Linked DNA regions of Homo sapiens: regions 2 and 3 are each linked to region 1. Evidence: read pairs that join two places in POLR2A ChIA-PET (ENCODE). Cell type or tissue: MCF 10A. All regions are shown on one strand. Links, peaks and the distances in the headings refer to the core of each region. The heading gives the core; the rest is flanking DNA.

What was found. Peaks named below come from ENCODE experiments on the same cell type or tissue, not always from the same donor. Only the 100,000 strongest peaks of a DNase experiment are listed, where the experiment ranks them.
Region 2: POLR2A ChIA-PET joins it to region 1 with 5 read pairs; 6 of 35 experiments call an interaction of 5 or more read pairs at or near these places.
Region 3: POLR2A ChIA-PET joins it to region 1 with 5 read pairs; 4 of 35 experiments call an interaction of 5 or more read pairs at or near these places.

Annotation. Positions count from the first base shown.
Region 1 is chr19:45,747,085-45,757,775 of GRCh38, forward strand. MEIOSIN (meiosis initiator) reads left to right here. Exons shown (of 15, transcript NM_001310124.2): 5 at 3,591-3,702; 6 at 6,567-6,704; 7 at 7,395-7,640; 8 at 8,886-8,994; 9 at 10,093-10,193. Among named protein-coding and RNA genes, the nearest start is that of DM1-AS, 15 kb to the right of the region's middle. RefSeq lists an enhancer at 493-1,285. In MCF 10A, for the core only: no CTCF peak of the experiment used is centred there; DNase peaks (open chromatin) are centred at 2,537 and 5,747.
Region 2 is chr19:45,568,144-45,578,834 of GRCh38, forward strand. All of the region lies in intron 1 of OPA3 (outer mitochondrial membrane lipid metabolism regulator OPA3), which reads right to left. Among named protein-coding and RNA genes, the nearest start is that of OPA3, 11 kb to the right of the region's middle. RefSeq lists enhancers at 9,119-9,754, 9,232-9,381. In MCF 10A, for the core only: a CTCF peak has its summit at 1,951 (motif pointing left); DNase peaks (open chromatin) are centred at 1,948 and 9,108.
Region 3 is chr19:45,843,599-45,854,289 of GRCh38, forward strand. It overlaps SYMPK (symplekin scaffold protein), which reads right to left. Exons shown (of 27, transcript NM_004819.3): 3 at 10,577-10,642; 4 at 8,884-8,937; 5 at 8,714-8,787; 6 at 5,152-5,278; 7 at 4,154-4,403; 8 at 432-602. Among named protein-coding and RNA genes, the nearest start is that of SYMPK, 14 kb to the right of the region's middle. In MCF 10A, for the core only: no CTCF peak of the experiment used is centred there; no DNase peak of the experiment used is centred there.

The sequences.
Region 1 (10,691 bases), core at 925-8,924:
GTCAGGGGACTGGCAACGTTTCATAAATGACCGGATGGCCACATCTCTTGGAATTCTCCCCAGGCCTCAGCCTACTTATTTACCATGTGTCCTCTGCTGTCTTCAGAACCCCTCTTCTCCCACCTCTTCATCCTTCCCTCAGCTGCATCATGGGGTCCTGCTCCACAGACAACCCGCATCCCGGGGCCGTGGGACATGCTCAGTCCAGTGCTCCGCGCCATAGCAGGAGCTGTGAGAATTGCCTCTCCTGTGTTAGAGACTTGGGGTGCAGCTTTGATTCAGAGTGTCCTTCCTCACCACTCTGGCTGGTGAATTGCCCCCTGCCCCGTCTGATCATGTAGGTTCTCCCTCTGACCATGAACACCCCCAGCGTATCACTGCAATTACTTCCTTGTTTCCGACCTCCTTCAGGTGGAGTTCTGCCAGAGCCATAAAGGAGACATCTCTGTCCGCCTTGCCCACAGGGCCTAGCAAGAGCAGAGAGCAGACAGCAGACAGCAGTAACAACCGTTCCCAACTTACTGAGCGTTCCAGGTGTCAGACCTTGAGTGCTAAGTGTCTTAGATACATTTTTCTCATTTAACTCTCCCACAAGGCTTGTGAGAGATGTATGGCTATGCTCATTCTTTGGTCTGAGGAAACTGAAGTGCAGAGAATGGTCACATCGCCCACAGGCACAGAGTTGAGATAGAAAGAGAGACAGAGAGAAAGAGAGAGGGAGGGATTCAGATGTGGCCAGGCACAGTGGCTCACACCTGTAATACCAGCACTTTGGGAGGCTGAAGCAGGCAGATTGCTTGAGATTAGGAGTTCGAGACCAGCCTGGGCAATGTGACGAAAGTCCATCTCTACAAAAAATACAAAAATTAGCCAGCCATGGTCCCCGCTACCCAGGAGGCTGAAGCAGGAGGATAGCTTGAGCCTGGGAAGTGGAGGTTGCAATGAGTCGAGATCATACCACTGCACTCCAGCCTGAGCAACAGAGTAAGACCCTGTCTTTTTTTTTTTTTTGAGACGGAGTCCCGCTCTGTACCCCAGGCTGGAGTGCAGTGGCACCATCTCGGCTCACTGCAAGCTCTGCCTCCTGGGTTCACGCCATTCTCCTGCCTCAGCCTCCTGAGTGGCTGGGACTACAGGTGCCCGCCACCACGCCCGGCCAATTAGTTTTTGTATTTTTAGTAAAGACAGGGTTTCACCGTGTTAGCCAGGATGACCTCGATCTCCTGACTTCGTGATCCACCCGCCTCGGGCTCTGAAAGTGCTGGGATTACAGGCGTGAGCCACCGCGCCTGGCCATGAGACCCCATCTTAAAAGAAATAGAGTCAGATGTATCTCACTCCAAAGGCTCTTGCCTTCAACCATTCTGTCACTCAAGGTTCAATAGATGTTTGTTGAATGACTGAATGAGCTCCCTTTGTTGGGACAGTTACAGGACCTGTTGATCTTACCTTCAGAAGGTCTTTGAGAGTCCAGACTCTGGTGTAGCCCCCAAGCTAACCTTCCTGAAGTTTCAATTACTGAGGCATCTGTCTTGAAATCTGGGATGATGCCCAATTGCTTTCTACATACAACCTTTATACTAGTAATAATAAGTAACATTTATATATTACTTCATGGTTTATAAGGACTTTTTCTTAGCGAGTGCCAACCATATGCTCCAAGCCTGGTATTAGAGATAATAAGCTTAAAAAGACTGAGGCTGGCTGGGTGCAGTGGCTCACACATGTAATCCCAGCACTTTGGGAGGCCGAGGTGGGTGGATCACTTGAGGTCGGTAGTTCGAGACCAACCTGGCCAACATGGTGAAACCTTGTCTCTACTAAAAATACAAAAATTAGCCAAGCGTGGTGGCACATTCCTGTAGCCCCTGCTACTCAGGAGGTTGAGGTGGGAGAATCGCTTGAACCTGGGAGTCAGAGGCTGCAGTGAGCTGAGATCGTACCACTGCACTTCAGACTGGGCAACAGACCGAGACTCCCTCTCAAAAAAAAAAAAAAGACTGAGGCCAGGTGTGGTGGCTCATGCCTGTAATCCCAGCACTTTGGGAGGCCAAGGCGGGTGGATCACTTGAGCCCAGGAGTTTGAGACCAGCCTGAACAACATGGCGAAACCTCATCTCGATAAAAAATACAAAAAATTAGCTGGGCATGGTGGCATGCGCCTGTAGTCCCAGCTACTTGTGGGGCTGAGACAGGAGGATTGCTCGAGCCTAGGAGGTGGAGGTTGAAGTGAGCTGAGATGGTACCACTAAACTCCAGCCTGGCCAACAGAGCAAGAGACCCTGTCTCAAAAAAAAAAAAAAAAAAAAGGCCGAGCGCAGTGGCTCACGCCTGTAATCCCAGCATTTTGGGAGGCTGAGGTGGGCGGATCATGAAGTCAGGAGATTGAGACCATTCTGGCTAACATGGTGAAACCCCGTCTCTACTAAAAAATACAAAAAAATTAGCGAGGCGTGGTGGAGGGCGCCTGTAGTCCCAGCTACTCGCTGAGGCAGGAGAATGGCATGAACCCGGGAGGCGGAGCTTGCAGTGAGCCAAGATTGCGCCACTGCACTCCATCCTGGGCGACAGAACAAGATTCTGTCTCAAAAAAAAAAAAAAAAAAAAGCGCAAAAAAAAAAAACAAAAAAAGACTATTGGCCGGGCGTGGTGGCTCACACCTGGAATCCCAGAACTTTGGGAGACCAAGGCGGGCAGATCACAAGGTCAGGAGTTCGTGACCAGCCTAGCCAGCATGGTGAAACCCCGTCTCTACTAAAAATACAAAACATTAGCTGGGCCTGGTGGCACGCACCTCTAGTCCCAGCTACTCAGGAGGCTGAGGCAGGAGAATTGCTTGAACCTGGCAGGCAGAAGTTGCAGTGAGCTGAGATCGTGCCATTGCACTCCAGCCTGGGCAACATAGCAAGACTCTGTCTCAAAAAAAAAAAAAAAGAAAAAGAAAAAGAAAGAAAGACAGGGTTGAGCACAACAGCCAGGGCTCAAGACAACGTGGGGCTGCTGGGGACCAGAGACACAGAGGCTCCAGGAAGGACCCCATTCCCCACCCACCCCAACAATTCTTCAGTCGGCAGAGACCTTCTTGTTCTGCTATCTAGCCCTCACTGCAGACCAGTGAGACAGGGGCTACAGCTACAGGCTGGAGTGCAGTGGCATGATCTCAGCTCACTGCAACCTTTGCTTCAGGCTGTGTCTCTGGTCCCCAGCAGCCCCACATTGTCTTGAGCCCTGGCTGTTGTGCTCAACCCTGTCTTTCTTTCTTTCTTTTTCTTTTTCTTTTTTTTTTTTTTTTTGAGACAGAGTCTCGCTATGTTGCCCAGGCTGGAGTGCAACGGCGTGATCTTGGCTCACTGCAACCTCCGCCTCACGGGTTCAAGCAATTCTCCTGCCTCAGCCTCTCAAGTAGCTGGCATTACAGGCATGTGCCACCACACCCAGCTAATTTTTTGTATTTTTAGTAGAGACGGGGTTTCACCATGCTGGCCAGGCTGGTCTCGAACTCCTGACCTCATGATCCGCCCACCTCGGCTTCTCAAAGTGCTGTGATTACAGGCGTGAGCCTGGCCAACCCTGTCTTTCTTTTGAGGCAGAAGGAGATTCTGGTGCATGTCCTGCAGTACATTCAGTACCTCCAGAGAAACATCGATGCCGCCAAGGCCTTGTTCAAATGCCACATCACCACTGGGGAAGGTGGACTTGCGGGTAAGTAGTTCAGCCAGTGTTTCCTGGTGCCTGTGATGTTCCAAGTGTTGTTCCAGCCATCAGGGATACTGAGTGACCCTTCTGTCAAGGCCTGGTATAGGGGACAAAGAGAGATATGCAAGATGCCTCAGAGAAGAGGGGCCTTGGAGCTGGGCCTTCAGGACTGTAGGAGATGCAGGGAAGCCCAGCCAGGCAGAAGAAACAGGCCGGGCACAGTGGCTGATGCCTGTACTCCCGGCACTTTGGGAGGCCGAGGCGGGCGGATCGCTTGAGGTCAGGAGTTCGAGACCAGCCTGGCCAACATGGCAAAACCCCGTCTCTACTAAAAATACAAAAATTAGCTGGTGTGGTGGCTGGCGCCTGTAATCCCAGCTACTTGGGAGGTTGAGGCAGGAGAATCACTTGAACCTGGGAGGCGGAGGTTGCTGTGAGCCGAGATCACGCCACTGCACCCTAGCCTGGGCAACAGAGCAAGACTGTGTCTCAAATAATAATAATAATAATAATAATAATAATAATAATAATATATACATAAAATAAAATAAATCTGATCATGACCTTCCCCTGGCATAAAATCCCTCAGTAATTTTCATCTTCTTCACTTCCCTCCATAGCCAGGTGCTGGAAACCATTTGGGATCTCATCCCTGCCTTCCTAGTCCCTGCCAAACCTCCCCAGCCTCATCTCCTACCATTCTGCCAGCGTATTTTATTTATTTATTTGTGCTTTTTGTTTTGTTTTGTTTTTTGTTTTTTGTGTGTTTTTTGAGACGGAGTATCACTCTGTCACCCAGGCTGGAGTGCAGTGGCGTGATCTCTGCTCACTGCGACCTCTGCCTCCCGGGCCTCTGCCAGTATATTTTACACTACAGTAACAGCGACAGCACCCAGCACATCTAGCCTTAGGGGACTGCTATGTTCCAGGTGCTGTGGTATGTTTCTTTCTTTCTTTTTTTTTTTTTGAGGCAGAGTTTAGCTCTTGTTGCGCAGGCTGGAGTGCAGTGGCGTGATCTTGGCTCACCGCAACCTCTGCCTTCCAAGTTCAAGTGATTCTCCTGCCTCAGCCTCCCGAGTAGGTAGGATTACAGGCACTCACCACCACACCCAGCTAATTTTTTTGTATTTTTAGTAGAGACGGTGTTTCACCATATTGGCCAGGCTGGTCTCAAACTCCTGACCTCAGGTGATCCACCCACCTTGGCCTCCCAAAGTGCTGGGATTACAGCTGTGAGCCCCTGCTCCTAGCCGTTTTTTTTTTTTTTTTTTTTTGAGACAAGGTCTCACTCTGTCACCCAGGCTGGAATGCAGTGGCATGATCATGGCTCACTGTAACCTCAAAATCCCAGGACTCAAAACTCCAGGGGTCAAGCAATCCTCCTGCCGCAGACTTCTAAGCAGCTTGTACTACAGGCACGTGCCACCAATATCCAGATAATTTTCTTTTTTTTGAGATGGAGTTTCTCTCTGTCGCCCAGACTAGAGTGCAGTGGCGTGATCTCAGCTCACTGCAAGCTCTGCCTCCCAGGTTCAAGCCATTCTCCTGCCTCAGCCTCCCAAGTAGCTGGGACTACAGGCGCCCGCCACCACACCCAGCTAATTTTTATATTTTTAGTAGAGACAGGATTTTGCCGTGGTCGCCAAGCTGGTATCACCTCAAGTGATCCACCCATCTCAGCCTCCTAAAGTGCTGGGATGACAGATGTGAGCCATCGTGCCTGGCTCTGGCTAATATTTTTGTTTGTTTTTTTGTAGAGACAGAGTCTCACTGTGTTGCCCAAGCTGGTCTTAAACCCCTGGGCTTAAGCAATTCTCCCGCCTTGGCCTCCCAAAGTGCTGGGATTATAGGAGTGGGCCACCAAGCCTGACTTGTTTCTATGTATTAACTCACATTTAATCGTCAGGACAAATACCGAAGGGAAAAGCTAATGTGGTCCTGTTTTGCAGGTGATGGAACTGAAGCCCAGAGAGGTTAAGGTCACAGAGATGAGCCTGAGTCAGGGCCTGGCTCAGAGCCCACACACATCATCTCCATGCCACGCAGACCTCCAATCACACCCAATGACTTGCCTGTCCCCAGACACCCCGCGCGTGTCTTCTCATGCCTGCAAGCTCTTACTCAGATAGTTTCTTCTTCTTTTTTTTTTTTTTTTTTTCTGAGGCGGAGTCTCGCTCTTTTCGCCCAGGCTGGAGTGAAGTGGCGAAATTTCGGATCACTGCAAGCTCCACCCCCTGGGTTCAAGCGATTCTCCTGCCTCAGCCTCCCAAGTAACTGGGATTACAGGCACCCGCCACCACACCCAGCTAATTTTTGTCCCTGACATGTAGTGTTGAGGACTGGTCATGAAGTGAGAGACTGGAGTCAGGGAGATGAGGAAAGACACTGTTCGGAGTGATCTAGACGGGACAATTAGGCCCAAGCTAGCGCTGTAGATGAGAATGTGGATAGAAGTGAGTAAACCTAGAAGATGTTAATGAGGAAGAATCGAGAGGCCAGAGGGAAAGGCCCCAGTGACCTTGAGGGGGTCGGCTAGGAGACCCTCACTGTGTTGAGGAAGGCGGGAGGAGGTACTGGTGTGGGCGGGGAGAGGGTGAAGCATCCTCAAGGTGCCCAGTCTGGGGAAGTGTTGATTCCATTCTCCCACTGAGCCAAGGCCCAAAACAGCCCTGAAGAAACCTGAGTTCTTGCCCTCTACTTTCACAGTCCTGACTGAGCGGCCTTGGATAAGCCCTCAGTTTCCACACTGTAAAGTCAGCCTGGGGGCCCACCCTGACCCGGGACTGAGGAGCATTGTCTGGAAGGCAGGAACTGCAGTTGGATGCAGATGGGGTGGGGGATCTGAGCTGTTTCCCTCTCCATCCCTGCAGGGCTGGGTCAGAAACCAGCCTGGGGCCCAGCCAGGCGGAGGAGACACTCTACCCCCTCCAGCTCCCCAAGCTCTCAGAAGTCCTGTCTCCAGGGGGCGTGCCAGAAGCCTCGGAAGAAGAAGCTGACCCAGGCATCAGGTACAAGCTGTCACTGGAGGCAGAACTAGAAGCCCAGGTCACCCAGGAGCAGGGCTCCTTCTCCAGGGATGTCCTTACTCTGGGGGCCTTCTCAGCACCCTGTGCCGGGGTTCAACTCCCAGCTCCTCCTTGTATTAGCACTGAGGCCTCACACCCGGAAACTTGGGGTTCACTGGTCTATGGCAGAACCTGGGCATCAGTATTTTTTTTTTGAGAGAGACTCTCACTCTGTCCACCAGGCTGGAGTACAGTGACACAGCTCACTGCCACCTCTGCCTCCCAGGTTGAAACGATTCTCCTGCCTCAGCCTCATGAGTAGCTGGGATTACAGGCATGTGCCACCATGCTCAGCTAATTTTTGTATTTTTAGTAGAGACAGGGTTTCGCCATGTTGGCCAGGCTGGTCTTGAACTCCTGACCTCAAGTAATCTGCCTGCCTCGGCCTCCCAAAGCGCTGGGATTACAAGCATGAGCCACTGCGCCTGGCCAGTGTTTTTTAAAGGTCGCAAGATGATTCTGACAGGTGGACAGGGGTTGAACAAAGAGGCCTGTGATTGAGGATCTGGGCATTCCCATACCAGGCCAGGCATAGCTTTGACACTGACAAGGATGTTTCCCACCTGAACCCTATTCTGGTGACAGGCAGGTGACTCCCAGGCCCCTCTGACACCTGAACCTCTGCTCCCCCAGAAAGCCAGACTCGGACCCCGAAGCCTCGCCGCTCTCTGGCCCTGAACAAGCCTGAGAAGCTGGTGGCCCCATCCCCAGACCAGAAAGGAAGTGGCACAGGGGGGACCACTACCCCTCCAAGGTGCCCTGACTCCTGCGGTCACCCGAGGCCTGCATCATCCTCACCTCCAGGTGACAGAAAAGGAGGACAGTCCCAGCTGACGCTGTTGGATCTGGCCGAGGACACCATCCACTGTGACATCTCAAGTGGGTCTCTTTCCTCACTCTGAACTTAGTCTTTCAGTAAGATGCCACTCTGGGGGCACCTGCTGTGTCCCAGACACAGTACCCGTAGTGGGGGCTGCAGCAGTGAATAGGAAACACCGCCTCTTACTTCTCAAGCTTGTGGCCTTGCTCTGGTGGTCTTCATCTCAGGCTGTGTCGTGGCTGTAATGGGGGGATGAGATCAGCGTCATTGTCTTGTGTGGGCTTCCCATCACAGAACCAGGGAGGAGGGCAGGGCCTCCGCCTCAGGCCTCACTTGGCTCTCCCATGCCCCAGTCACTGCACTGGTTTGGAAAACGTGTGGTGATGCTTTCAAGCAGAGAGCTAGGCCAGAGGGAGGGAGGTCGGAGCTCGAGGCTTTGAGGCCTCAAGTCATCTCGTTCCTCTATTTGTTCATTCAGCCTTTTCTTTTTTTTTTTTTTTTTGAGATGGAGTCTTGCTCTGTCGCCCAGGCTGGAGTGCAGTGGTACAATCTCGGCTCACTGCAACCTCTGCCTCCTGGATTCAAGCGACTCTCCTGCCTCAGTCTCACGAGTAGCTGGGATTACAGGCGCGCACCACCACGCCCAGCTAATTTTTGTATTTTTAGTACAAACAGGGTTTTGCCATATTGACCAGGCTGGTCTTGAACTCCTGATCTCAGGTGATCGCCCACCTTGGCCTCCCAAAGTGCTGGGATTACAGGTGTGAGGCACTGTGCCGGGCCCATTAGAGTTTTTTGTTTGTTTTGAGACAAAGTCTTGCTCTGTCGCCCATGCTGGAGTGCAGTGGTGCACTCTCGGCTACTGCAACCTCTACCTCCCAGGTTCAAACAATTCTCTGCCTCAGCCTCCTGAGTAGCTGGGACAGGCGCCCGCACCCATGCCCGGCTAATTTTTGTATTTTTAGTAGAGACGGGGTTTCACCGTGTTGGCCAGGCTGGTCTTGAACTCCTGACCTCGTGATCCACCGCCTCAGCCTCCCAAAGTGCAGGGGTTACAGGTATGAGCCACGGTGCCCAGCCCCCATTACAGCTTCTGATAGGGATGTGGGATTCAAAAAACCCAGGGGTGATTTGGGGCACCCCTCAGCCTCACACCAACGTGACACCCTGCATCCTGAGGTTTGGGCTAGGATTGGGGAGTGAGAGGGTGTGTGGCAGAAGCTGGCACCCCTTTGTCCCCTGCTTCTGGGCTTCCTGGAATTTGGTCCAGTCCCCAGGCATGGTCATCCTGATCTGCCCCTTAGGCTGCTGGTGCCAGGGCAGTGTCCAGGATGACGCACCTTTCCCTGCGCTCCTGGCTCAGGAAGATGTGGCGAGGATCCATTTTCTCAACAAGACCCAGCCCCATCCCAGGTAAGGGCGTCCCCAGGGCACTGAGTGAGTGGTGCTGAGGGGTTTGGTCTGGCGTGGGTGAGGGGTAGTGGGAAGACAGGCCAAGTCACGTCCTCTGCGGGTGCCCCTTGAGCACCAATGGAGGCCCAGCTTTGTGTCTGCCATTGTGAGCTCGCAGGAAAGCCTGACTTCCCATTTCCCAGACATGGTCACAGCTTCCTCACCAGTCTCTTTGCCTCACCTGTTGCCCCTCCATCCCATCCTCATGTGACCACATGGCTTTTCCAACACAGAGACGTTGACCACGGAGTTTGTGGCTTAAAGCCCTTCCTCAGGCCTGCAGCATAGAGTCCAATATTTTTGTTTGTTTGTTTGTTTGAGACAGGGTCTCACTCTGTCGCCCAGGCCAGAGAGCAGTGGCACAATCATAGGTCACTGCCGCCTCAACCTTCAGGGCTCAAGCAGTCCTCCTGCCTCAGCTTCCTGAGTAGCTGGGACCACAGGTGCACACCACCACACCCAGCTAATTTTTTTATGTTTATTTTTTGTAGAAATGAGGTCCCCCTATGTTGCCTAGGCTGGTCTTGAACTCGTAGGCTCAAGCAATCCTCCCACCTCAGCCTCCCAGAGTGCTGGGATTATAGGTATGGGCCACTGCACCCGGCCCGGATATTTCACCTGGCCTTTGAGACCTTCAGTGGCCCCCAACTCACCTCGTCAGCCCTCTCTCCTGCCCTTCACCCATGACTCTTATACTTCACACTGCCACACATTTGCCATTCCCCAGAAGCCCTGCGCCAGCCCCTCTGAGCTTCTCACATTCCAGTACTTCTTCCTGGATAGCCTGCTTCCCTGTGCCCCTGGAAAACTGCCCATCCCTCAGGCTGAGCCCACTGCTCTCCACTGGCTCATCATCCTCCAGCGCCCTCGGTCACAGCACTGCTTACGGGCTGGGCTATCCTCATGAGACTGTAAGCTCCCTGAGGATGGGAGCCTCGACTGACTGAGCTTTACACCCCCAGCACTCCCCCAGGGGCCAGTGCAGAGTGCCAAAGGGGCCCCATAGCAGTTTCTAGCCCAGAGTCTGTGAGTCTGACTCTGAAACTCCACCTCTTGCAGGCAGAAGCTGGTGTTCTATGATTCCAGCGAGGATGTGGACAAAGGGTCCCTAGACGCTGACCCTTGGCTCCCTGCCTGGACCCCAGAGAACAGCCCCCAAGGTGACTGCAACTCTGTCTCTCCTCCTTGTAGGCTGGTGTGGGCCTTCCCATACTTTCAGTCTGAGGATGTCTATGGAAGAGAGGAGGCGGGAAAGGGAATGGAGATCCCCTAAGCACAGGGAAGGCAAACACACAGTGCACCTGCCAGCTCTCCGCCACCGCTGCCACGGAGGCTTGACAATCAATCACCACTCTTTCCTTGAGCCCAGACATGGCCTCAGAATCATTCTGGGTCTTTTTGGTTTGTTTGTTTTCTTTTTTGAGATAGGGTTTCACTCTGTCGTCCAAGCTGGAGTACAGTGGCGCAGTCTCAGCTCACTTCAACCTCTGTCTGCTGGGTTCAAGTGATTCTCCTGCCTCAGCCTCCCGAGTAGCTGGGATTACAGGTGCCCACCACCATGCCCAGCTAATTTCTGTATTTTTAGTAGAGATGGGGTTTCACCATGTTGGCCAGGCTGGTCTCAAACTCCTGACCTACGGTGATCTGCCCGCCTCAGC
Region 2 (10,691 bases), core at 1,264-9,263, 180 kb before region 1:
GTTGGCCACCCCACCTGGCAATCCAGTCAATTTATTTATTTATTTTGTTATTTATTTATTTTTTGAGACAGAGTCTTGCTCTGCCACCTAGGCTGGAGAGCAGTGACACAATCTCGGCTCACTGCAACCTCTGCCTCCTGGTTTCAAGCCACCCTCCTGCCTCAGCCTCCCGAGTAGCTGGGATTACAGGCATGCCCCACCACATCTGGCTAATTTTTGTATTTTTAGTAGAGATGGGGTTTCACCATGTTGGCCAGGCTGGTCTCGAACTCCTGACCTCAGGTGATCCGCCCACCTCGGCCTCCCAAATTGCTAGGATTACAGGTGTGAGCCACTGTGCCCCCGCCCAATCCAGCCAGTTTTAAGCTTGCCCTAACAGTGCTCCAAGTATTAACAGAATTGTGCAGGCCGCAATAGGCAGTGCTTCCTCCCACAGACCTGGCTTGATCTTTCCATTACAGCAACCCGAGACTGCAGTAACACACAATGCTCCAGTTACCAGAGGGGCATGACTGGTTCCATCTGCCCAGCATCCTGGGGGATCCTATCTCCCCAACTTTTGGTTCAAGGGATTCAGGAGGAGGTAACCCCACTCCTGAGCCTGGCCAATTAGGGCACTGCTTTCCCTGGGCCACAGAGACGGTGCTGGGATGGGGATGTGACGCAGGGTGGACCACTGGATTCAGCCTGGGAATTTGGCAGGAAATCCGGGATGAGGCACCCCTCTGTGCCCTGGGGTCACTAGGCAGGTAACTAATACCCTCAAATGTGCCCCATGAGAGCAAGGATCTTTGTTCTGTTGACTACTGAGTCATGCCTCTTAGAACAGTTCCTGGCACACAGCAGGCACTAAATAAAGATTTGTTGAGTGAATGAATTACTCAGCCTCCTAATGGACTGAAGCATAGCCACACCCCAGAAAATGATCCCCACCTCTACTCTCCTCCCAGGCCTGGAGAGACCAACTCAACTTGGTATAGAGGATACTCAGGGGTTTCTAAGGCTCAGAGGACGCAATTAACAGAGAGGCTAGGGCCGAGCGCTGTGGCTCACGCCTGTAATCCCAGCACTTTGGAAGGCCAAGGCAGACAGATTACTTGAGGTCAGGAGTTCAAGACCTCCCTGGCCAACATAGTGAAACACCGTCTCTACTAAAAATACAAAAATTAGCTGGGCGTGGTGGCGGGCACCTGTAGTCACAGCTATTCAGGAGGCTGAAGCAGAAGAATCACTTGAACCCAGGAGGCAGAGGTTGTAGTGAGCCGAGATCGCGCCACTGCACTCCAGCCTGGGCGACAGAGCAAGACTCTGTCTCAAAATAAACAAAAAAGATTTCAGAACAACTTCAGTGCGTCTGATTACCAGTGCTACTTTATATTATTCTCTACTGTCTTAGTAATTCCATCCTCCCCACCTCCATTAGAGTTTAGAAGCCGATACTCACCACTGCAACCTCCCATACACCAAGGGGTGGGAGGTGACCCGGTTGTGGTAAGCTGGCAGTGAGGGGAGTTTCCTGGGGGCTTCTGGAAAAGGATTTTCCTCCTTGAAGCGTTACCCTCACTTACCTGACCACCCGCCCCTCCATACACACACGCATAGACTTCCTCCCTTATGAAACATAAAGGCACAATGCCTGGAGCCGCAGCAGCCCTACTGAGGCCATGAGGACTGCCTGAGCACCAACACAGCAGAGATGGAGTCCTCAGGTTCCCAATGACACCACTGAGCCACCAAACCAACCAAGAACAGGCCTTCCTCAGGGCTTACTGAAAAGCCAGCAAAAAACACCCTTTTGATTTAAGGTTTGATTGACATTTACTGGCTGGGTTTTCAATTAATTACAGATGAGCACAAACTAATACAGAGATACACCGGGGTCAATGACCGAGATGGCCTCTGGTGCTTTCTCAGGCAGGCGCCATCCCCAGGCTGACACGGGCGCCCTCTCCTGTCCACTTGGCATATTGCTTGCAGCCAGCGCAAGTAGATTCCCTGGGATGCACTCAGGTTGCAAATCAGCCAGCCCTCTACACAGGGGCTTCTGAAAAAGATCCCTGTTCAGAAATCGGCCAGAAGATTTAGCCATGAGTACATGAGCAAATTCCAGCAAATGCCTCTGCATAATGAAGGGTGGGACTAAAAAAGGAGCAGCGAGATTAAACGCAGCCAATGACACACTTCTTCCATCTGAGACTATGTGCCTTAGTTAGGTCTTTGCCAGCTGTGACAGCCACATACAAAGAATGTCAAAGCTGGCTGGGAGCGGTGGCTCATGCCTGTAATCCCAGCACTTTGGGAGACTGAGGTGGGCAGATCACCTGAGGTCAGGAGTTCGAGACCAGCCTGGCCAATATGGTGAAACCCTATCTCCAATAATAATACAAAAAAAAATTAGCTGGGCATAATGGCACACCCCTGTAATCCCAGCTACTTGGGAGGCTGAGGCAGGAGAATTGCTTGAACCTGGGAGGTGGAGGCTGCAGCGAGCTGAGATTGAACCACTGCACTACAGCCTGGGCGACAGAGTGAGACTCCATCTTGGGGAAAAAAACAAAAACAAAACAAAATTAGCCGGGTGTGGTGGCAGAAGCCTGTAATCCCAGCTGCTCGGGAGGCTGAGGCAGGATAATCACTTGAACCTGGGAGGTGGAGGTTGTAGCGAGCCGAGATTGTGCCACTACTCTCCAGCCTGGGCGACAGAGTGAGACTCTGTCTCAAAAAAAAAAAAAAAAATTCAAAGCCAGACTCTCACAGAGGGTTTCACCAAGAGTTTCCAAATTTACTTAATAATGTCTGCATAGGAAAATGTTTTCGGTGACAGCAAAACTATTTGGGGGGGGGGGGCATGAATAAATAAGTTTATTTTAAAAATTTTTATGTTCGTTTCATCCCTCTAATTTTTGTGTATGTTTTTAAATGCATATAATATAACCATACTATTATATGTTAGCGCTATACATGACTGCTAAATACTTTCATTTATTTATTTATTTACTTATTTTATTTTATTTTTTTGAGACAGGGTCTTGCTCTGTCGCCCAGGCTGGAGTGCAATGGTGCGATCTTGGCACACCGCAACCTCCACCTCCCGGGTTCAAGCGATACTCTTGCCTCAGTCTCCCAAGTAGCTGAGATTACAGGCATGCGCCACCATGCCCAGCTAATTTTTTGTATTTTTTTAGTAGAGACGGGGTTTCTCCATGTTGTTCAGGTTGGTCTTGAACTCCCCGCCTCAGGGGATCCACCCGCCTTGGACTCGCAAAGTGCTGGGATTACAGGCATGAGCCACCGTGCCTGGCTGACTGCTAAATAATTTTACATATGTGTACACACGTGCATACATATATGCTAGGGAAGGAACCTCAGAAGTGTTTCCTTGATAGGAGAACATAATAATAAATGTTTGGAGGTCACCAGCAGCAGCCTGGCTGCCATATAATATAACTGATGTGACGCTCTGGTGATTATAAATAAACTCCAGCAAAGTGATTTTCAAACACTGGTGCGTGTGAGAATGTACTCTAGAGACTGCTAAAAATAAACACGTCCACCCCTTCCCTACGTCCACCAAATCAGGACCTGCAGGTAGCACTCCTGGGCATCTACTGGAAGTGCCCCAGAAAGCTCACTAGTTTTCCTCCATATTGTGCACCTTTCAGCTCCCCAATCCTCTTGGCAGTTGTGTTTAACCTGGTGGTTAGTTAGCCCTTCTATTGAGAGCTGAACACCAACTGTTGTAGCTGTCCTTTCTAGAAGTTTTGTTTAATTCTTTTTCCAGCTTCCTGGCAATTTTTCATTTTACTTGTGTTTTAATATCCTTCTCTTTTATCCTCTTAACAGATAAGCTTAGGTATTTTATATCCACATCTGATAATTCCACGTTTGCAGGCTGTGACCTGCCATGTTTTTCTGCTGGCTCTCGCTCATGGTGGCTGCTTTTTTCATGTGGTGTATATATATATATCAATATATATTGATATATATATATATTTTGTATTTTTAGTAGAGACGGGGTTTCTCCATGTTGGTCAGGTTGGTCTGATATATATATGAGATATATATATATCTCTCATATATATCGATATATATGATTATATATCTCATATAAATAAAAAATAAAAATATATATAGTATATATATCGATATATATCTCATATATATCGACATATATGAGATATATATCGATATATATCTCATATATATCGACATATATGAGATATATATCGATATATATCTCATATATATCAACATATGAGATTATCGATATATATCGATATATATCATGATATATGTATATCAATATATGATATATATCATATATCATATAATAATCATATATATCGAGATATATGAGATATATATCATATATGAGATATGAGATATATATATCATATGATATATATATCATATATGGATATATATCATGATATATGTATATAAATATATATATTGATATATATCATATATATCATGATATATGTATATAAATATATATATCGATATATATCATATATATCTATATGAGATATATATCTATATATATCATACTATATATATGATATATCTCAATATATACCTATATATCATACTATATATATAGATATATATCTCGATATATATCTATATATATCATACTATATATAGATATATATATCATACTATATATATAGATATATATCTCGATATATATCTATCTATATATATTTTTTTTTTACTGTGAGCTTGTATGTGCTGGAACTCTATCTGAAGGATTTCTCCAAGGCCTGGGCAGAGAGAGCACAGGCAGGAAGAGTTTATGTTTGCCCTTGCCAGGTGCTTAGATACAATTAGGTACCCCTAGGGGTTCATTCTCAGCCTGCAACTTCCAGGACCTTTCAAAGAGGCCCCAAGCCCACATGAGGGACAGTCAGTGGCTACAAATTCTCAGAGGAGAATGTATCAGTCTCTACCTAGGGCAAAGCTTGTGTGCCTTCAGACGGAGGTTTTTTTCTAGTTCACCAGGTACCTTGCCAGAGACCTGGTTCTACACAAGGCTGTTGCCTGCCCAATTCCCCCACAGCATAGTCCCCATCCCCCAGGCCAAGTGATACGGTGTGGCTGTGTCCCCACCCAAATCTCATCTTATATTCACACGTCTCACTAAAAATACAAAAAATTAGCTGGGCATGGTGGCACATGCCTGTAATCTCAGCTACTCGGGAGGCTGAGACAGGAGAATCACTTGAACCCAGGAGGTGGAGGTTGCGGTGAGCTGAGATCACGCCACTGCACTCCGGCCTGGGCAACAAGAGCGAAACTCTGTCTCAAAAAATAAACAAATAAAATGAATAAATAAGTAAATAAACATGTACAGAGTACTTGAGGGCCAGGTACAGTTCTATGTTTTATGGATCTTAATATCCACATAACAACCCAATTACAAGCATAAAACTGAGGCCCAGAGAGGTTAAATAACTCTCCCTGGGGTCACACAGAAAGTGGCAGAGCGGGGACAGATAAGCAGGCAGCCTGGTTCGAGGCCGCGCTGCAAACAGTAAACAGTAAACACTGTTTACTGAATGGTGCTGAGGGAACATCAGAACTATGAGGTTAAGTGCTATTCGGTACAGAAAGGCAGAGGGACTCATGCAGGACACACACCACGTAAACAGCAGGGCAAGGATCTGAGTGCACGAAGTCTTTATCTAGAAGCAGAGGTTTTGGCACTTGGGCAGTAATGACAAGAAGGGATTCCGGCTGGGTGCGGTGGCTCACGCCTGTAATCCCAACACTTTGGGAGGCCACAGCGGGCGGATCACTTGAGGTCAGGAGTTGGAGACCAGCCTGACCAACATGGTGAAACCCCGTCTCTACTAAAAATACAAAAATTAGCTGGGCGTGGTGGCAGGCGCCTGTAATCCCAGCTACTCAGGAAGGCAAAAGCCTGGGCAACAAAGTTAGACTCCATCTCAAAAAAAACAAAGGGGGCTGGGCGCAGTGGCTCACGCCTGTAATCCCAGCACTTTGGGAGGCTGAGGCGGGCGGATCACGAGGTCAGGAGATCGAGACCATCCTGGCTAACATGGTGAAACCCCGTCTCTACTAAAAATACAAAAAATATTAGCTGGGCGTGGTGGCGGGCGCCTGTAGTCCCAGCTACTCGGGAGGCTGAGAGGCAGGAGAATGGCGTGAACCCGGGAGGCGGAGCTTGCAATGAGCCAAAATCGTGCCACTGCACTCCAGCCTGGGCGACAGAGCAAGACTCTGTCTCAAAAAAAAAAAAAAAAAAGAAAAAAAAAACGGATTCCATGTATACCCCCTGTAGCCTGTAGTAGCAACCAGATGGGCATGTCCCGGGCCAGGGCTCGCCTATCCACTATCCTGCTGCATCCTCACAAGAATCCTGGGAGATAAGTTCTATTAGTATCCCATTTGATAAATATGGAAATGGAGGCTCATAGAGGTCAAGCTGCCTGCTCAAAGTCACATGGCTAATAAGCAGCAGTGCCAAGATCCGAAGCCAAGAGTGCCTACTCTGTGGCAGACTGTGCCATCAGGGACCCCTTCGTATCACACCCTGTGCAGTTCTTTCCCACACCCACTGTGGTCTGTGCCTGGAGCTGCTTTGACCAATAGTGTGGTGGAAATGACGCTGGAAGATTCCAGGCCTTGCCCTTAAATAACCTGCAGCTTCTGCTTCTTCCCTCATGAAAATCTGGCTGTTGGGGAGTCCTGAGCAGCCATGTGAGATATTCAGCTACCCTGCAGGAAAGACCACGTGGAGAAGAGAGGCCCAGAGGCTACGCTGAGAGGGAACCAACTCCCCAGTCCCAGTGCCAGTTCCAGATGACTCCAGCCCAGCCACCTCCACCTGCACCTGGATGAGAGCCTGCCAAGCAGCAACCAGCAAAAGAACTGTCCGGCTGAGCCCAGGCAAGCCACAAAGGTAACAGAAACTAAGAGTGACTGGGTTTTTTGTTTGTTTGCCTTTTTGAGACAGGGTCTTGCTCTGTTGCCCAGGCTGGAGTGCTGTGGCACGATCTCGGTTCACTGCAGCCTCCACCTCTCTCAGGTTCAAGCGATTCTCCTGCCTCAGCCTCCTGAGAAGCTGGGACCACAGGTACCCGCTAAATTTTTGTATTTTTAGTAAAGAAAGGGTTTTGCCATGTTGCCCAGGCTAGTCGCGAACTCCTGGCCTGAAGTGATCCACCCACCTCAACCTCCCAAAGTGCTGAGATTACAGGCATGAGCCACTGCACCTGGCTAAGAGTTACTACGGTAAGCCACCAAGCTTTGGATCAGATGGCTATGTAGAAAAAGAAAACTGAAACCAAGTCCATGGCCTAAATTCATAAGAATGGCCACAGAGCTGAGCACTTCTGAAAAAATGACCTCAGCAACCTGAATGAATGATCATGGTGTATCTGTTTCCCACGGCCACTATAACAAACTACCACAAATGCAGTGGCTTAAAACAGCACAAATTATTATTATTATTTGAGACAGGGTCTTGCTCTGTCACCCAGGCTGGAGTGCAGGGGTGCGGTCACAGCTCACTGCAGCCTCATTCTCCTGGGCTCAAGCAATCCTGCCGCAGCCTCCTGAGTGGCTAAAACTATAGGCATGCATCACCATGCCCCACTAATTGTTTTTTATTTTTAGTAGGGACAAGGTCTCGCTTTGTTGCCCAGGCTGGTCTTGAACCCCTGGGTTCAAGTGATCCTCCTGCCTCGACCTTCTAAAGTGCTGGGATAACAGGCATGAACCACCGCACCTGCCCTAAATTTATTATTTTACAGTTCCAGAAGTCAGAAGTCTGAAATGGGGGCCAGTTGTGGTGGCTCACGCCTGTAATCCCAGCACTCTGGGAGGCCAAGGCGGGTGGATCACCTGAGGTCAGGAGTTGAAGACCAGCTGGCCAACATGGTGAAACCCCCGTCTCTACTGATAATACAAAAATTAGGGCATGCGCCTGTAATCCCAGCTATTCAGGAGGCCAAGGCAGGAGAATCGCTTGAAACCGGGATGCAGAGGTTGCAGGGAGCTGAGATCATGCCACTGTAATCCAGCCTGGGCGACCATGTGAGACCCCCTCTCAAAAAACAAAACAAAACAAAACAAAAAACTGGGCGCAGTGGCTCACGCCTGTAATCCCAGCACTTTGGGAGGCCAAGGCAGGTGGATCACCTGAGGTCAGGAGTTCAAGACCAGCCTAGCCAACATGGTGAAACCCTATCTCTACTAAAAATACAAAAAATTAGCCAGGTGTGGTGGTGGGTGCCAGGTGTGGTGGTGGGTGCTACTCAGGGGACTGAGGCAGGAGAATCGCTTGAACCCAGGAGGCAGAGATTGCAGTGAGTTGAGATCGTGCCACTGCACTGCAATCTGGGCAACAAGAATGAAACTCCATCCCCCCCCCCCCAAAAAAAAAAGTCCAAAATGGCTTTCACTAGGCTAATCTCAAGGTGTCCGCAGGGCTGTGTTCCTTTCTGAAGTCTCCAGTGGAGAATCCATCTCCTCGGCTTTTCCAGCTTCCAGAGGCTGCCCGCATTCCTTGGCTCATGCCTCCCTTCCTCCATCTTCAAGGCCAGCGGGGCAGCATCCCTCAAATCATTCCCTCTCTTGCCTCCCTCTTTCCCTTATAAGGACCCCTGTGATCACACTGACCTGACCTGCATAATTCAGGATCATCTCCCCATCCCCAAATCCTTCATTTGATCACATTTGCAAAGTCACCTTTGCTGTGCATGGTAACATATTCAACAGGTTCTTGGGATAAGGATGTGGACATCTTTGGGGGACCAGTCACTCTACTGCCTACTGTGTGTGATAAACCAGAAAAAGGACCAGTGCGCGCCAAAGGAATAAACACAGATGAGCTGGAATTTTCCTACTGCCCAGAGATATCTCACAGCCTCCCTGGGAGCACCAAAAGTGCACTTTGCAGGCATGGCCTCAACCTGCCTAACATCACCAACCTCCTTTACTTTTGGGTTAAAATAATTTAAACAAAGGAATTCTGTGTTTAAAAAGATCTTTGCCTCCCCAACAGGGTGCATCATCGATGATTTATGCTTCTAGCATGTACTGTTCTTTCCTCAGGCAGCCACAGCTACTGCTCCAGCCTCTCCTGTGAGACAGCTGGGCGCAGCCTGCTGAGTCAAAAGTATCTCAGCCAAAGGTACAGATACTGGATTTGCTGGTCAGCTCAGGACGCCTGACCTGAGAGAAAGCAGGGCCGCCAGTGCACCCTGGGAAATTCCAATCACCATGGCTGGGGGCCACAGCAAAGGGCAATCAGCAGTGTGAAGACACTAATGATGTAATTAAAAGGTGTAAATGTAAGAAGCCAGTACATTGCAATATCTGGTAGCATCTCCAACTCGACCTGTCCCTAACTGAGCTCCAGGTCTTTCTGTCCAACCTGCCCCTCCTCCAGTCGGCTGTCTCACACCCAATCCATGGGAAATCCTGCTGGCTCTACCTTGTAAACAAATCTACTGGTTATTCATTACTAAGAGGAAAAGGAAAGGTTCTTGACATGGTTACACCTTAACCAAGCGATCCAAATCACCATCACAAATGACAGAACAAATAGACCTCAGGAGTCCCCTGAAGGGATGTCCTTAGGAGGCACCTCGAGTCTGTGGTGTTCCCGCCAAACATGTTCAACATGAATCCAATCGGGGAAGCAATCAGGAGACTCCAGACATCGGGACACACTATCAATCAGAGGACTGGCTCCAATGTCAATGTCAAAAAACAAGGGCAGGGATACTATTCTAGAGCAGGGTCAGAAAACTCTTCCTGTAAAGGGGCAGAGAGTAAATATTTTAGATTTTGAGGCCAGGCGTGGTGGCTCACGCCTGTAATCCTGAAACTGCCTTTGCAAAATTATGACTGACACAGCAAAAGAGATCTAACTTGACTGACTCCATCTTACTTCCAACCTCCAAGCTGTCCTTGTTCATTCCTGAGTGAAGGCTGAACTAACTTTGGGAGAAACTTAGTTTATAGTTTAAACAAACATGGTAACAGCCCTTTCCCAAAGCAGACCTCCTTCTTGCCTGGTGACTAGATTGCCTTTGTAGGACTAACATTAGCCACAAGATTAGAAATTATGGTTTAGGAGTCATGCAGCTGGAGGATACAAGATTCTGACCCTCCCTAAACTGCTCCTAAGATCAGTGCTTGAGATATTCTGCAGACTCTGCACTTGATGGATCAGCTGGCCCCACCCAGATCAAAAAATTGGCTCATCTGATCTTGTGCCCGCCCTCCCCCTCCCCCACCGCCACCCAGGAACTAACTGAGCACAAGACATCTCTGAATTCCTATGATTTCATCTCTGACCAATCAGCACTCCTGGCTCACTGGCTTCCCCTCACCCACCAAGTTATCCTTAAAAACTCTGCTCCCGGGCCAGGCGTGGTGGCTCATGCCTGTAATCCCAGCACTTTGGGAGGCCAAGGCGGGCAGATCTCCTGACGTTGGGAGTTAGAGACCAGCCTGATCAACATGGAGAAACCCCATCTCTACTTAAAATACAAAATTAGCCGGGCGTGGTGGCGCATGCCTGTAATCCCAGCTACTCGGGAGGCTGAGGCAGGAGAATCACTTGAACCCGGGAGGCGGAAGTTGTGGTGAGCCAAGATCACACCATTGCACTCCAGCCTGGGTGTCGGAGTGCGACTCTGTCTCAAAAAATA
Region 3 (10,691 bases), core at 1,295-9,294, 97 kb after region 1:
CCAGATGGATGACTAGCGCTCGGGGTCCACCACGGAGCTACATTTCTTTAAGAATGAGCAGGCTGAGGCCGGGTGCAGTGGCTCACACCTGTAATCCCAGCACTTTAGGAGGCCGAGGCAGGCGAATCACAAGGTCAAGAGATAGAGATCATCCTGGCCAACACGGTGAAACCCCGTCTCTACTAAAAGTAAACAAATTAGCTGGGTGTGGTGGTGTGTCCTGTAATCCCAGCTACTCGGGAGGCTGAGGCAGGAGAATCACTTGAACTGGGGAGGCAGAGGTTGCAGTGAGCCAAGATTGCACCACTGCACTCCAGCCTGGTGACAGAGCGAGACTCTGTCTCAAAAAAAAAAAAAAAAAAAAAAAAAAAAGAAAGAGCAGACTGGCCAGTGAAGAGAAGGCAGGGGGAGGGGGGAGGACAATGACCTACCATGCAGAGTTTCATAGGCCTGGATCACCTCAGACATGAACATGGGTCTCTGGCGGGCGATATTGGCAAGGGAGCCCAGCGCTGTGGTCAGGTTGATGGAGGAGATGGCAGGGTGCACCATGAACTTAAGCAGCTGCTCCAAGGCTGCCTTGCCCTCTTCCCATAGCACGTCTAAGAGACAGAGAGGAGAACCAGTCAGTGGGATCCGTTTTCCCAGGCCTCTGGAGACAGCAGCTTTTGGGACTAAAAGGAAGGACAGATCCTGGTACCTAGATGTCTATGAATGGCGGGAAAAACAGAAAATGTGGTGGTTGATTAGTTCTATGAGACTATTAATGAGTATAAAAATTTAGTTATAAGGGGCTAGACGCAGTGGCTCATGCCTGTAATCCCAGCACTTTGGGAGGCCAAGGCAGGCAGATCACTTGAGGTCAGGAGTTCAAGACCAGCCTGGCCAACATGGTAAAACCCCGTCTCTACTAAAAATACAAGAAATTAGCCCAGGTGTGAAGGCCTGTGCCTGTAATCCCAGCTACTTGGGAGGCTGAGGCAGGAGAATCGCTTGAACCCAGGAGGCAGAGGTTGCAGTGAGCCGAGATCGCGCCACTGCACTCCAGCCTGGGTGACAGAGTTGGACTCCATATTAAAAAAAAAAAAAATTTAGTTATAAAGATGTTCAAAGCATGGGCTTGCAATAGTGAAAGACTAGAATACATGTGTATATACACACAACTCAAAGTCCCTTGTGACACCACTCCCCTCAATACAGTCCCCAAAATTAATGCTTAAAACTTTGGTGGATATCTTTCCAGACCTTTCCTATACAGAAACATAACGAATGCCATATATATGTTTTTAACTTAAAAAATTTTAATGGGTATATAGTAGGTGTAAATAATTATGGGGTACATGAGATTTTGATACAGGCATGCAATGCATAATTATCACCATCAGGGTAAATGGGGTCTCCATCACAAGCATTTATCCGTTTTGTTACACACAATCCAATTATACTATTTCAATTATTTTAAAATGTATGATTATTTTTTAGTATAGTTACCCTGCTGTGCTATCAAATACTGGATCTTTTTTTTTTTCCCTGAGATGGGGTCTCACTCTGTCACCCAGAGTGGAAAGCAGTGGCGTGATCTCGGCTCACTGCAACCTCCACCACCCAGACTCAGGTGATCCTCTCAACTCAGCCTCCTGAGCTGCTGAGACCACAGGCACATGCCACCATGCTTGGCTATCAAATACTAGATCTTATTTGTTCTAACTATTTTTTTGTACCCATTAACCATTCCCACTTCCTCCCCAACCGCCCATTACCCTTTTCAGCCTCTGGTAACCATCATTCTACCGTCTGTCTCCATGAGTTCAATTGTTTTCATTTCTAGCTCTCACAAATAAGTGAGAACATGCAAAGTTGTCTTTCGGTGCCTGGCTTATTTCACTTAATGACTTCCACTTCCATCCATGTTGTTGCAAATGACAGGATCTCCTTCTTTTTTATGGCTGAATAGTATTCAATTGTGTATGAGTACCACATTTTCTTTATCTATTACTCTGTTGATGAATACTTAGTTTGCTCCGAAGTCTTGGCTATTCTGACTAGTGCTGCAATGAATATGGAAGTGCGGGTTATCTTTTTGATACAGTGATTTCCTTTATTTCGGTTACATATCCAGCAGTGGGATTGCTGAATCATATGGTAGCTCAATTTTTAATTTTTTGAGGAACCTCAAAACTCCAAACAATTTTTAGGCTGTAGTAAGTGACATTCTCACCAACAGTGTACAAGTGTTTCCCTTTCTCCACATCCTCGCCAGCATTTGTTGTCTTTTTGATAAAAGTCACTTTAACTGGGGTGAGACATTTCATTGTAGTTTTGACTTGAACGCCACATTATTTAAAATAGTGAATTAGGCCGGGCGCGGTGGCTCACGCCTGTAATCCCAGCACTTTGGGAGGCCGAGGTGGGCAGATCACGAGGTCAGGAGATCAAGACCATCCTGGCTAACACAGTGAAACCCTGTCTCTACTAAAAATACAAAAAATTAGCCGGGCGTGGTGGCGGGCACCTGTGGTCCCAGCTACTCGGGAGGCTGAGGCAGGAGAATGGCGTGAACACGGGAGGCGGAGCATGCAGTGAGCCGAGATAGCGCTACTGCACTCCAGCCTGGGTGAAAGAGCGAGACTCCGTCTCAAAAAATAAAAGTGAATTAAAAATCTAAATGACCATCAACAGAGCATTGCTTAATAGAATGTAATGTAACTATACTATGGAATATGGTATAGCAACTATATGATTCTCACAGGGAAGGACGTCACTGATACTATTAAGTCAAAAAGGCTGTCAAACAATACATAAGAATAGTTAATATTTATGGAATGTTTACTATTCCAGCCATATTAATACACCAAATGCTCATACCTACATCCTAAATTAGATGCCATAATAACGATCCCCAATTTACCAATGAGGAATCAGGCTCAGAGACAAGGGAAAATAGGCTGTGTGTCAGACACAAGCTACTATAATGTCTCTGAGATGAAAACACAAAGCATGGCCTCATTTTTGCAAACAGAAAAGCAAACAAATGCAGACACTATGCATATACACATACAAATACCTACATGTGCACAGGAAAGATCTGAAAGGAAACATAATACTCTTAACAGTGTTTATCTCTGGAAAGCAGGACTGAGGGAGGGGACATTATTCCTTTTGATTCACCCATATTGCTTGACACCAAGTGTATATATAGTACTTTTTTTTTTTTTGAGACAGTCTCATTCTGTCACCCAGGCTGGAGTGCAGTGGCACAGTCTCAGCTCACTGCAACCTCTGCCTCCTGGGTTCAAGCGATTCTCGTGCCTCAGCCTCCCAAGTAGCTGGGATTACAGGTGCCCGCCACCATGCCCGGCTAATTTTTGTATTTTCAGTAGATAAGGGGTTTCACCATGTTGGCCAGGGTGGTCTCGAACTCCTGACCCCAAGTGATCTGCCTGCCTTGGCCTCTCAAAATGCTGGGACTATAAGCATGAGCCACCACACCTGGCCTATGTCCTACTTTTATAATTTGCAGTTAAGAAAACTGTAAAACTGCCCGGCGCGGTGGCTCAAGCCCGTAATCCCAGCACTTTGGGAGGCCAAGGCGGGCGGATCACAAGGTCAGGAGTTCGATACCAGCTTGGCCAATATGGTGAAACCCTGCTTCTACTAAAAATAATTTTTAAAAAAATTGGCCAGGTATGGTGGCGGGAGCCTGTAGCCCCAGCTACTTTGGAGGCTGAGGCAGAAGAATCTCTTGAACCCGGAAGGCGGAGGTTGCAGTGAGCTGAGATTGTGCCATTGCACTCCAGCCTGGGCGACAGAGGAAGACTCCATCTCAAAAAAAAAAAAAAGAAAACCATAAAACTAGCTAGCATCGACTGGCTCACACTCATGGAACTTCACTACAAACCTGTGAGAGTGGTACTATGTTATCGTCTCCAATTTACAAAAAAGAAAATGAAGTACAGAGACAGGTAACTTGCCCAAGTTCATGATGAGTAAGCAGTGCAGCTGGGATCTGAACCTAGCACCAGGGATCTTAACTACTGCACACACTGTTCCAGAAATTTAAAACCAAAAAAGACAAGGGGGAGAGAGGGAGGGGCGTGAAGGAGAGGAAACTGGTGCAGGGCTGTCAGGGGTGGCAGCTGAAGGCAGTACTCACTGTACTGGATGTAGGGGTGGTCACGAGGGATGCGGTCCAGGCTGATATCATGCTCCTGGCGTCGGGGTATCTCTGAGTCAGCCATGCGGGGTGACAGGGTGACAATGAGGCCCTCCACAAACTTGATGGCGTGGGTGCGGATGCCGTCATTGTCAGAGTCCAATAGCAGGATGATGTCCCCCGCCATGGCAGATACCATGTCCCAGCAGGCCTCCTGTAGCTCGCTAATGACCCGTGACTTTACCATCCACTGCCAGCAGGCCAGGAAGGAATGGAAGAGACACACAAAGAGGTGAAGACAACGCATCAATCACCAACACCCTCTGCCAATACCCAGAGAACCATGAATGATGAATACATTCATTTGGTTAACAGTTACTGAGTTCCAACTCTGCCCCAGCCCAGTGCTCGGTGATGCTGGAGACAGGACTGAGTAGTGGCCAGGCCTCGCCCTGCCCTCATGGGGATGCAGAGAGTGACCACTCAGTGTGATGAAGGCACACATCTTCAGGGTAAAGGACTAACAGTGCTGACTTCACAAGGTGGTGGTGATTAAATGGATTCATTCGTTTTATTAATGCTAATGTACATCACACCATAGAGTGTTCTTTTCCTATCACACTCCATAATCAATATTTATGTGATTCATTAATTAAGGTCTACCTCCCTCCTTGGGTTATGAGCACTGTGAAGGCAGTAAGCTGTCTTGGTCACTGCTGTGTCCCCAGCATCACCTAGCCCAGGGCTAAGCACAGAGGACATACTCAGGGAATGTCTGTTGAGTGAATAAACGGATGGTCAATGGAAGGAATGAAGGTTAAGTGCAACTTCCTGACCTAGGAGACAACGTTAGCTCTCCATGTTATCTGTTCCCACAGACCAGTGGCACATCTTGCCCATAAAGAGTATGCTCGGATGCTGGTTTTGAACCCCAACATATTAGTTTGTCAACGAGACATATCAGGCAGGATGGCCCTGGGTGGGGAGGGCGCTCTCACCTGCAGGGCCACCTTGTAGAGCTGGGTCATGGTGAGGATAGCCTTCTTCACCACGTTCACATTCTCGTCCCTCAAGAGCATGTTGAGGTTTGCAATGAGTTTCAGCAGCAACTCAATGTCTCGCTTGCTGAGGGATGGAGAAAAAAGGGGCGAGGTCAAGGTGTGGTCTTAGAGCAAGTAGGAGGAGCCTGAGGTCCAGGAGGGAAGGGAAATCAGGGACCTGTCTCAGGGGACCGGAATGGCACATCCAGAAGCTGGGAACAGTGCTTGGTGCCTCCAGACTGAGCCGCCCCTGAACCCTCTATCTAGACTGGTCCTGTAACACCAACTCCTTTGCTCTCTCAGGGCCCTGCTGTTCACATAAGGGACAGTAGGGGCAGACAACTGTGTGAATTTGGACAAGCGACTTCACCTCATTTAGAATAATAGTATCTATCCAATTGTTTATGCAATTTTTTGGGAAAATTGCAACAATACTTGTAAAGTGCTTAGAAGAGTGCCTGACATGCAGAAAGCATTCAGTAAACACCAAAAAGCATTCGGTAAACACCAGCCATTGCTACTTTAAAGCACTTTGTTTTCTGTAATCACTAGTTTTGCTTGCCTCAGTCTGAGGGCTCAAAAAGTAGGGACCCTTTCCTAGCTTGGCAATAACCCCAGCAGGGTCATTTTCATTGAAGAAAAAAATGAAGGGCCTCCAACAAATGTTCAATGAATAAATAGGAGCTCAGCACAGAATTTTCACAGCATACATTACAATCTGAAATATTAATTAAATCAGTCAAAAAATATGAAACTTAGCTGTCAGCTACATGAAGGCAGGAATAATACGTTTTTGCTCACTGCTATACTACAGCCTAACATGGATGCCTGGTACGACAGCAGTCACATGGTATGTATTTGCTGAATGGACTTTTTACAAATTCAGAAAATTTACCACAAATTCTCCCAGTAAATGGGGAGATAGGATATTTGGGTTCTGGCATTGCAGACATGAGTTAAAATCCCAGCCTTGGCCAGGCGCAGTGGCTCACGCCTGTAATCCCAGCACTTTGGGAGGCTGAGGCAGGTGGGTCACCTGAGGTCAGGAGTTTGAGACCAGCTTGACCAACGTGGTGAAACCCCATCTCTACTAAAAATACAAAATTGGCCGGGCATGGTGGCGGGCACCTGTAACTCCAGCTACTTGGGAGGCTGAGGCAGGAGAATCACTTGAACCTGTGTGGTGGAGGTTGCAGTTAGCCGAGATCGCACCATTGCACTCCAGCCTGGGCAACAAGAGCGAAACTCCATCTCAAAACAAAAACAAAAACAAAAACAAAAAAAAACAACAACAGAAAACAAAATTAGCTGGGTGTGGTGGCAGGCACCTGTAATCCCAGATACTCGGGGGGGCTGAGGGAGGACAATCACTTGACTCAGGAGGCAGAGGTTGTAGTCAGCCGAGATTGCACCACTGCACCCCAGTCTGGCCGACAGAGTGAGATTCCATCTCAAAAAAATAATAAATAAATAAAATCCCAGCCTTGCCACATTCTGGCTGTGTGACCTTAAGAAAATTCACTTCACCTCTCTGAGACTGTTTTCTCTTCAGTTAAAGGGTCAAACAACTGATCCATAGTATTACGAATAATGAAGCTGCTCAAGCATTTAATACAGTGCCTTACAAACAAATATTTAATACACAGTAGCTAGTCTACTTCCTCCCAGTCACAAAGCATCCAGTAAAGCTTTAATAAACAAATGAGCAAGTGACCAGCTTGAACAAGTCACTTGACCATTCTGAGCCTGTTTCCCTTTCTGTAAAAAGAGGATAACCACAGTATCCATCGAGGCTGCCATAATTACGGAGATAACACGGGAAAGGACCTGACACAGCGCAGGGCACAGTACGTGTTCCATGTGGTGACTGTTATGTTCAACTCATTCACGTGTGCAACAAATACGTAGTCAGCCCCTACTAGGTGACAACACTGCTCCAGGCAGGTACTGGGGACAAAGTGGCCAGCAAGACAGAAAAAGTCAAGCCCCGTCCTCACAGAGCTGATATTTTGCGGGAAGAATCAAGGTTATTTCAATGAGTGAGGAACACTGTAAAGAACAGTGAAGGTGGGGTGCCTGAGACATGGGGCTGCATGGGAGCGGGCAGGAAGGAATTTCTGAGGAAGAGACCTGAGGGAAGGGAGGGGAGAGCCAGGTGGCAACCTGGGGACGAGGGCCCCTAGCAGGAACAGCAAGCAGACAGGCTGCGAAATCCAACTGTGACTTCTGAGGAGCAGGGGAGACAGAGAGGATCAGAAGTGAGATGAAGCCGAAGTGAGAGTTTGGGTTTCCACCTAAGTAAGCTGATGAGCCAGCTGGGGTCTGAGAGCAGGGGTGTGCCAAGACTGATTTACATTTAACAGCGTCACTCTGGCTGCTGAGTGCAAGAGTGGAAGCGGGAAATGAGTGCGGTGATTCCTCTTTGGGGGATGAAATGCCCTGGAACGAGATTGTGAACGTGCTAAATGCCACTCACTTGTTCACTTTAAAATAGCTGATTTTTGCTGGGCGTCGTGGCTCATGCCTGTAATCCCCGCACTTTGGGAGGCCAAGGTGGGCCAATCACTTGAGGTCAGGAGTTCAAGACTGGCCTGGCCAACATGGCAGAAACCCCATCTCTACTAAAAATACAAAAATTAGCCAGGCATGGTGGCACGCACCTGTAATCCCAGCTATTCAAGGAGGCTGAGGCACAAGAATCTCTTGAGCCTGGGAGGTGGAGGTTGTAATGAGCCAAGATTGCGCCACTGTACTCCAGCCTGGACAACAGAGCAAAACTCAGTCTCAAAAAAAAAAAAAAGGCCAGGCACAGTGACTCACACCTGTAATCCCAACACTTTGGGAGGCCAAGGCGGGCAGATCACCTGAGGTCAGGAGTTTGAGACCAGCCTGGCCAACATTGCAAAACCCCTTCTCTACTAAAAATACAAAAATAAGCCGGATGTGGTGGCGCATGCCTGTAATCCCAGCTACTTGGGAGGCTGAGGCAGGAGAATAGCTTGAACCCGGAAGTCGGAGGTTGCAGTGAGCCGAGATTGCGCCACTGCACTCAAGCCTGGACAACAGTTGAGCGAGACTCCGTCTCAAAACAAACAAACAAACAAAAGATTAAAAAAAAAAGCTAATTTTGTTATATGAATTTCAATTTAACTAAAAAGAAAAAGAAGGGAGCCAGAGAGAGACCACTGAAGTCATCAGGTAGGAGGAAAGGGTGGCTTGGGCCTGCATAGTGGCAGAGGAAGTGATTGACAAACGGTCAGATGCTACAGATATTCTCAAAGTGGAGCCCACAGTCCTTAGTGATAATGTAGATGTGAAGTGTGGAAGAAGCAGAGGAATCACAGATGACCCCAGGGTTTCCATCTTATTAAGTATTTGCTGGGGAATCAGTGTGTATGAGAGAGAGAAAGGGTCTGGGAAGCAGAGGGCAGGCCTCTCAGTGGTGGCCTCCAGGCCAGGCCACGAGCTGAAGGCTGCCACCAGTGAGAATGCTCCCGGGGCTCCGTGCCTCGCCCCATACCATGCCTCCTCGATGAAGCCGATGACAAATTTTCGCACTTCGATTGACTTGTCTGCTTGGAATGCGATGATCTCCTGCCAATGTTAGAGAGAAAGTGGATCAGGGCTACACAAGGATCCACATCCCCTTTCCCCTACACCACACCCCTTTCTCTTCTGTCAGTCACTCACATCCAGGAAGTTGTCCAGTAGTGTGGGGTCTTTGTTGATGATCAGCTCCTGGACCTGGAAGGAGATTGGGGGTGGGGAGGAGGAATACCCATATAAAACGAGGGGCCAATCAATGCAGACAGGAGAGTAGAGGGGAAGACAGCAGAGGGCTAGGCAGCAGATACACTCATTTCAATGCCTGGCTCTGCTTCTCCCTACCAAGGGTGCTATGCTCTGGGCATGGTCTCTGAACCTCAGTTTGCTCTTCTATAAAATGAGACTCTTAAACATCAACTCAAAAGGGATGTTAGGAGGCTACAATGAGATCCTACAAGGCACAGGTCCTGGTAGATAGTGAGGACATGACACAGGAGGGGGCTGAAAAAAAGAGGAAAGTGCCCCAAGGCTCAGGCCTTCCTGAGGTTTGGCCTCCATTCACCTGTCCATCAGTTCTCCCCACTCTCCTTCTGCTTCTGCTCCCTACTTCACATTGCCATGATTCAGCAAACATCTTCACAGTGAGAACCCAATTCCTGAAGCCCTTGTGCCTGCCAGGCTCTTTGGAGTAAGCCCTTCCCATGGACATCCTCCAATAAGCAAAGAGCTGGCACAGGACCTGGCTGCTACAACTCAAGCTACTATTGCTAAACGGCCTCATGACCACCCATGGGGGAGGCACCAGGTGCATCCACTCCACCTCGGAGGTGGGGCTACTCCACAAGGCTACAGGCTGATGAAGGAGCCGAACGGGTTCTCACACAGGAATGCTAACCCTGCCAGTCTCTGAACTCCAACTGCCTCCTGCTCTGAACCATGCCCAGCCCAAGTGTCCCATGTCGTCTTCTGCCTTTGCACACACTTCTGTGCCCTCAGCTTGACATGCTCTCCCTCTCTTGGCTGGGCACGGTGGCTCGTGCCTGTAATCCCAGCAGTTTGCGGGGGCCAAGGAGGGTGGACCACTTGAGCTCACGAGTTTGAGACCAGCCTGGTCAACATGGTGAAACGCGTCTCTACTAAAAATACAAAAATTAGCCAGGCATGGTGGCAGGTGCCTGTAATCTCAGCTACTCAAGAGGCTGAGGCAGGAGTTGCAGTGAGAGCCAGGATCGTGCCATGGCACTCCAGCCTGGGCAACAGAGCAAGACTCTGCCTCAAAAAAAAAAAAAAAAGAGATGCTCTGCCTCTCTCATTTGGTACACTTCTCTCCTTTTATCCTCCATGGCTTGGTTCAAAAGTCCTCCCTGACTCCCCATCCCTAGGCTGGGTCAGGAGCTCCCTCTGGGCTCCCAGAGCCCCCCTGGGCTCCCTTCTCCATCCCAGCCCTGCCCACACTGGGTCATCATTGCCTGGTGACAGGAATGTCTGCCCCACTGGACTGGACACTGGCAGAGAAGAAATGCAATGATGAAGAGTGTAGGATTTGGAGCTGGAATCCAGGATTCAATTACTAGTTCAGCCAGCTCCCAGCAGAGTGACCCTGGGCTAATAATTTAAGCCCCGGGGTCTGCTTCTTTCTGTATAAAACAGGGATGAAACTACCCTGCCTTACAGAGCTTTCATGAGAACTAGAAGAGCAGAGGCCTGCACTGAGCACTGTGGCCGGCACACACTGAGTGTGTAAATGTGGACACTGGTGTTACTGCAAGTGTCTTTCTCAGGTTCCCAGCCTCCTCCCTTTCACCTGCTCAGCCCAGGATGCCCCCCGGGCCCTCACCTGTTTGAGCACTGTGATCTTTGAGTCATTGGTGATCAGCGCCGCCTGGTTCAGAAGATCCACCACCTGGAAGGAGGGGGAGTGGCAGGGGATAGTGCCAGCCCAGTCCAGCCCA